Linked DNA regions of Homo sapiens: region 1 is linked to region 2. A link is a contact called in ENCODE Hi-C or POLR2A ChIA-PET data. All regions are on one chromosome and are shown on one strand. Each heading gives the region's core, a stretch centred on a gene start or an enhancer-like site at or near the end of the contact. The rest is flanking DNA. Distances are from core to core; before and after follow the strand shown.

Region 1 (2,933 bases), core at 202-2,701, 130 kb after region 2:
TCAACCCCTGCAGTCTTTCCCCCAACTCTGAGTCCCCAAAGTCCATTATATCATTCTTATGCCTTTGTGTCCTCATAGCTTAGCTTCCACTTATAAGTGAGAATATACAATATTTAGTTTTCCAATCCTGAGTTACTTCACTTAGAATAAGAGCCTTCAGCTCCTTCTAAGTTGCTGCAAAGGACATTATTTCATTCCTTTCTATGGCTGAGTAGTATTCCATGGTGTATATATGCCACATTTTCTTTATCCACTCATTGGTCGATGGGCACTTGGGTTGGTTTCGTATCTTTGCAATTGCAAATTGTGCTGCTATAAATGTGTATGCAAGTGTCTTTTTCATATAATGACTTATTTTGCGGGGGGGGGGGGAGGTGGTTACCCAGTGTGGGATTGCTGGATCAAATGATAGTTCTACTTTTAGTTCTTTAAGGAATCTCCATACTGTTTTCCATAGTGGTTGTACTAACTTATATTCCCACCAGCAGTGTAAAAGTGTTCACTTTTCACCACATCCATGCCATGGCTGCTTTTTATTGAGCACATATTATATACGAGCCATTGTGCTCAACACTTTACATCTGTTATTTACTCTTAGGGTTATTCTAAGGATTAAGTATTTCTGTCCTTTTACAGATGAGGAAACTGAGACTTACAGGGGTTAAGTCACTCACTCAAGGCCACACAGCCAGTAAGGTGGCAGAGCCCTAGAGCAGCCTCTCAAGCTTCAATGTGCGTTTGAATCACCTGGGGCTCTTGTTAAACTGCTGCTACAGATTCAGCAGGTGGGAGAGTGGAACTGAGGTACTCTGTTTCTGACGTGCCCCCTGGGTGGCCCTACTCCTGGTCCCTGGAGCACTTTGAGCAGCGAGAGTTTCTCTGCCTGTATGGCCCACACTCTCGACCCTGATGCCTTAGAAACAGCTGCAGACAGGATGCGATTCCTGAGACTGCTCAAACCTGAAACCCCATGGGCAGGATGTGGGTGAGCTGTCTGGACCTCAGGTGGGTGGGAGTTGTATCATATGCTCATTTCCCACATTGGCCTTTCAATAGCTTGAGTAAACCCGAAACTGAGAGGGTTGGAGGCAGCATCTCCCCTTCTACTCCCCCGCTTCACCTCCCCGGGCAACCAAACCCCACCCGTGCCCAGCTTCTGAGCGATAGACCTGGGCTGTGTATTTGCAGGAGCCTCACTGGGGTCACCAACCAGGTCATGTTGTGTTGCCCCAATAAATGGAACTGGATCAGAAAATCCAACGTGGATAGTTTTTAGGTGCCAAGCTGTCAGCTCTTCCCTTGGACTGTGCTGAAAGTGGAAGAGGAGAAAAAAATCAACCCAATGTTCTAAGCTCTCTGTCTACATAGTCATTAGATCCCAGGATCGTTAGAGACCAAATCCCTTCCCACTTGGCCCCTGCAAATGGGGCCAGGTGTCACTGCTGGGAGACGCCAGTAAGGCTGCACGTCATGGTGTGAGCACTTGTCTTTAATGACTGGGAAAATCCATTTCCTTCCTTGGCAGCTTTGAATGTAGCAACTGTGGTTCTGGGTCACTGCCAGAGCCAGCCTTGTGTGTATGTGTGTGATTTTTTAAAGTGGGGGAGAATGTCTCAATATTCAATGCTCACCCCCTTCCTTCCAAGTTGTACCCCCAGAGAACTGTCCAACACAAACTTTGGAGTTTTCCACTCTGGGAGTGGTCTGCTGGCACCCACGTGTCCTCCCCTCCTCTAATGCATCCTTTCTCTCTTGATCTCATTGTTCTGGGGTCCTCAGCTGAGTGGGCATCTGTGCCTGGGTGATCGATTCTAGTCTCTTTTCTGCAGGAGAGAACTCTTGAGCTCTGAGACAGGTAGAAAGAAAATCTTAAACCAAATAATAATGTTCTGCCTCACACTAGTAAATATTTTGCACTAAAAAATTCCGTGTCATTTTGATTTGTTCAGGTAGACAAGAACATCTTTTGTTTGAGGAAGAACTGAAGAGATTTCTTGGGATTCAGCTCCGATGGCTCTGCCTGTATCTCTCTATCATTGGAGCTTTGTTTTCCACCTTTGCAAGACTTGAGTGAAGGGAAGGCTTTGTGGTCTATTGTTAGGTGCTCTTTGAATCTATAAATCACAGGCTACAGGAAGGGAGGGGCTTCCAGAGACCATCTAGAGCCACCCTCTATCTCTAGCAGGGACACACACACACACACACACGTACACACACACAATGACTGCCTGTTGCGCGTTTCTAGAACCTAGTGGGGACAGGGGTACAGTTTCTTTTGGTGCATAGTTCTCATGTTGATTGGTTCCGACTGTCATGTTCTTGCACCTGTCCTGAGTATCTCTTGCTGTAGCTCTGGCCCTTTCCCCAGTCAGCTACTGCACTGCCCTGGCCCATGTTTCTTAGAGACATGGTTATCTCTGTGCTATTAGTGTCTGTGTCCTGGCCGAGGCAAGTCCCTTCCCTTTCTGAGTCTATATTCTTATAAAATGTGGCTTTGAGAATAGATGATGTTTCTGGTCTTAAAATTCTCTTTGACTCTGGAGTTCTGGATCTGTGCTTCTGTTTGATGTTGTTTCTCTTGCTGGGTGACCTTCTCTCTGACTCCCTGCTGTAAAGACCTCCTTTTTTTTTTTTTTTTTTTTTTTTTTTAATCAAAACCTAACTTGGTCCGACCTACCCCATGGCTGACCACCCAGGCACTTGCTTTTGACTTAAGGGTAGCACCATACGATGTCTTCTTTTTGTTTTTCATTTTAACAACCTGTATTTTTCACATCACAAAACCTTTCTAGATATTCACTGTAGAAAATTCAGAAAATATAGGTCAATAAGAAGAAAAAGATAGAAATCACTAAACTTCTATCAGACATAACCGCTGTTAAGAATTTGGTATATTTTCTTTCAGTCTTTTTTGTAAACACTCATACATAGGC
Region 2 (3,181 bases), core at 365-2,864:
TGGTTTATAAACAGGGGAATGTCAGTGAGGCCGCCCTATCCAGCTGGGGACAGCACAGCACTATCTTTCTCCCGACACAGAGAGGACTGCTGGCTTCTGAGCCAGGAGTAATTACAGAGGTTGAAGTTGGCCTTGCCTGAGGCACCCCCTTCTAAAAGAAGCCAGGCTGTGGCTTGGATGTGTGTGTCCTCCCTCTGGCTCCTTTTGGCACAGTTTGAAAGGAAGGCATGGCATCCTAGAGAGTTAGAACAAATCCTTCCAATCCTGGAGTTAGAACATCTGTGCCTGAGCAATTCTGGGGTTCAGACTGCCCTCCGAATGCTCCTAGGAAGCAGCTTGGGGTCAGGGTCAAGGTCATGCAGATTCTTGACCCTGGCAGGTTGGAAGGATCACTAGAGATAGCATTGACTCTCATTCACAGATAAACAAGACTCAGAGAGGGGAAGTACTTGCCTGAGGTCACACAGCAAGTCAGTGTCAGGGGCACGTTCCAGATCATACCATCTGTGAGGCTACCTGGGAAGTTGCGGGGGCATGGGGTGGCCCAGCATGCTCAGGTGGTGCCAGGGAGCAGCCTGGGAGCTACGAGGATGAGTAAAGTGCCTGGCTGGACTTGCTAAAGGCAAATTTTTATATACCGACCCTGCGCCTAACAAGGGTCTATACTGCAAGCTTGTCCAACCTGTGGCCCACTGGCCATGTGAGGTCCAGGACGGCTTTGAATGGAGCCCAACACAAATTGGTAAAGGTTCTTAAAACATTATGAGATTTTTTTGGGCAGGGTGTGGTGGCTCACAGCCATCCCAGCACTTTGGGAGGCTGAGGCGGGCAGATCACTTGAGGTCAGGAGTTCGAGACCAGCCTGGCCAACATGGTAAAACTCCATCTCTATTAATAATACAAAAATTAGCCAGGCATGGTGGTGCATGCCTGTAATCCCAGCTACTCGGGAGGCTGAGGCATGAGAATAGCTTGAACCCGGGAGGTAGAGGTTGCAGTGACCCGAGATCGCACCACTGCACTCCAACCTGGGCAACAGAGTGAAACTCTGTCTCAGGGGAAAAAAAACAATACAGAAAAACAAAAAACATGAGTGTGTGTGTATATATATATATTTCAGCTCATCAGCTGTCGTTAGTGTTAGTGTATTTCATGTGTGGCCCAAGACACTTCTTCTTCCAATGTGGCCTAAGGAAGCCAAAAGTTTGGATATCCCTGGCTTACAGCCTCCACTATTTCCTAAGTCTCCCACTGCCCTGGACATCGCATTGCTTTTGTCCCTGAACAAGATCTTTCACCACTGGAGGAGCCCTCAGTCTCCCCATCTGTAAAATGGTCACTGGAAATCCTAGGCCGCTGCTCTCAGGCCCTCAGGCCCCTACGGGGTGGGGATTGGGGAAAAGGAGGAAAGCGGGGGCGTCTAGGGCTTGCGATTTGCTATCTTCTGGCGCCTTCGGGCGGCCTCGGAAACTCTTGGTGCCTGGACCTGGAGCCTGGACAGGGACCGGGCGGGGCGAGACCGGCCGTCGGGGGCGCGGCCCGTCTGGGGGCGGGGCCTGTCCTCTCTCGCCCCGCCCCGTCGGACGCCGCGGCGGAGCTGGCGCTGGGAGGGGAGGAGCGCGCAGCCCGCGCGCCGCAGGGCCGGGCGGAAAGTTTTTCCTGACGGAGTTTTGGCTGCGGCAGCGGCGGCGGCGGCCGGAGCGGGCCATGGACGCGCTCAAGTCGGCGGGGCGGGCGCTGATCCGGAGCCCCAGCTTGGCCAAGCAGAGCTGGGGGGGCGGTGGCCGGCACCGCAGTGAGTGTGCGCGCGTCAGCCGGGCCGGGCCGGGATCGGGCAGAGGCGCGCGGGGCCTCCGCGGGCGCCCGGAGTGCGGCCAAGTTGGGCAGAGGCGGGGCCTCACCGGCGCTCCGGTCCCGGCGTGGCCCTTTCCCGGCCCTGCGGGGCAGGGGGTCGGCCGGGGTCAAGTTGTGCACCTACTCGCCGGCCGCTCGATGCCGCTGCGAGGAGGGGCAGCGCTGAGGAAGGAGCCCGAGCTCGGGGTCCTCAGGTGCAGCCGGCATGGGGTGGGGTGCAGGTTGGGAGAAGAGGCCCCCGCCACCCGCGGCACCTCCCGCCCTGCTGTCCTGGCCAGCTAGGGGGAGGCAGGCGCTCGTCGTCGGTGCCTAGGGGAGGAGGAGAGGGCGCAGGGGCTTGGGAAGACGCCCCCGTCCCGCACCCCTGCGCCCCAGCCAGCAGCTGCGGCGGTCAGGAGCCCACTGGCCCGTTCTCCCGCCCCCTGCCCGACCCACCGGGCCAACTTTTGACTCCGGGTGCCCAGACACCCATCCAGGTGTGAGCCCGGGGTCGCAGGTACGTACTTGAAATTGGGAACGAGGCCCCGCCTGGGGTGCCTCGGGAGAGCCCCACATCAGGCGATCTAGACCCTTACGTCCCTTCCTCTAGCCGGGTCCAGGTGGCAAGCCTGGCGTCCCGACTATTTTTGAAACCTGTTTTCTCTCGCACCTTTCCCCTCGGGCTTCCAGAGTCCCTTGGGTGCCCAGGCAAACGACAGACTCGCCGCCACCTCTCCCTGGGGCGTCTGGGAGGCTGGGAGGGGCCTCCCCCCCTTTCTCTCCCCCAGTCTCTGATTACGCTCAGGGAACTTGTCACCTGGCACCTTCCCCTGAAGCCAGAAGACCCAGCCTAGCGCAGGTCTCGTTGTTTGGGAGGGAGAAGAGAGTGGCTTGCCTGGGGTCACACACACCTTCCTGCTGGTTTTGGAGCCAGAGCCCAGGACTGCTGCACACTCCCACCTCCCTGCCACCTACTTCGGGCCACAGCTTCTCCCCTCATCAGGAAACAACTGACAGTACAGCACCCCCTCATCCCATCCCCTCTTGGCCTTACAGGGCTCTGCCAGGGGAGCCCGAGCTCCCTGGTCCAAGGAGTGCCAGCGTGTCTGGGCCTAGAGGGCCCGCCTCCCTCCTCCTCTGGCCCCACTCTGTTGTTCAGCTGTGGCCGCCTCCCAGCTGAGACTGGCATTGGCATTGGGAATGTGGGGTGGTGCCTGCTGGTGGGGGGTGGGGTCAGAGACCCATTAGGGCTGGGCCACTAGGCCAGGGGATGTACCGTTTATCACACTGATTGCATCCCAAAATAGACCCTTTAAAAACTGGCAAGATTTGACCAGGACTTCTGAGA

What was found. A loop is a pair of places that touch in the nucleus more often than their neighbours do. ChIA-PET counts read pairs that join two places held with the same protein, here RNA polymerase II (POLR2A). Pooled maps may share reads with other maps.
Region 1: a map of GM12878 shows a loop between it and region 2 (2.6-fold over the local background). The contact joins the enhancer-like site here to the promoter of LDLRAP1 in region 2. A Hi-C loop is called at or near these places in 1 of 168 maps with a recorded cell type or tissue (GM12878), 27 of 37 single-sample maps with no recorded cell type and 13 of 50 pooled maps. POLR2A ChIA-PET finds 5 or more read pairs at or near these places in 9 of 52 experiments (CD8-positive, alpha-beta memory T cell, K562, OCI-LY7 and 5 more).

The regions. Positions count from the first base shown.
Region 1 is chr1:25,675,225-25,678,157 of GRCh38, forward strand. All of the region lies in intron 1 of MAN1C1 (mannosidase alpha class 1C member 1), which reads left to right. Among named protein-coding and RNA genes, the nearest start is that of MAN1C1, 60 kb to the left of the region's middle. RefSeq lists a silencer at 1,020-1,089 and an enhancer at 1,170-1,219. Within about 2 kb of position 1,452, at least 4 of the 41 ENCODE cell types and tissues checked have a DNase peak (open chromatin) inside an H3K27ac peak, as active enhancers do.
Region 2 is chr1:25,541,992-25,545,172 of GRCh38, forward strand. It overlaps LDLRAP1 (low density lipoprotein receptor adaptor protein 1), which reads left to right and starts at 1,615. Exons shown (of 9, transcript NM_015627.3): 1 at 1,615-1,795. The coding sequence starts at 1,708. RefSeq lists an enhancer at 1,285-1,344 and silencers at 1,445-1,904, 1,935-2,114.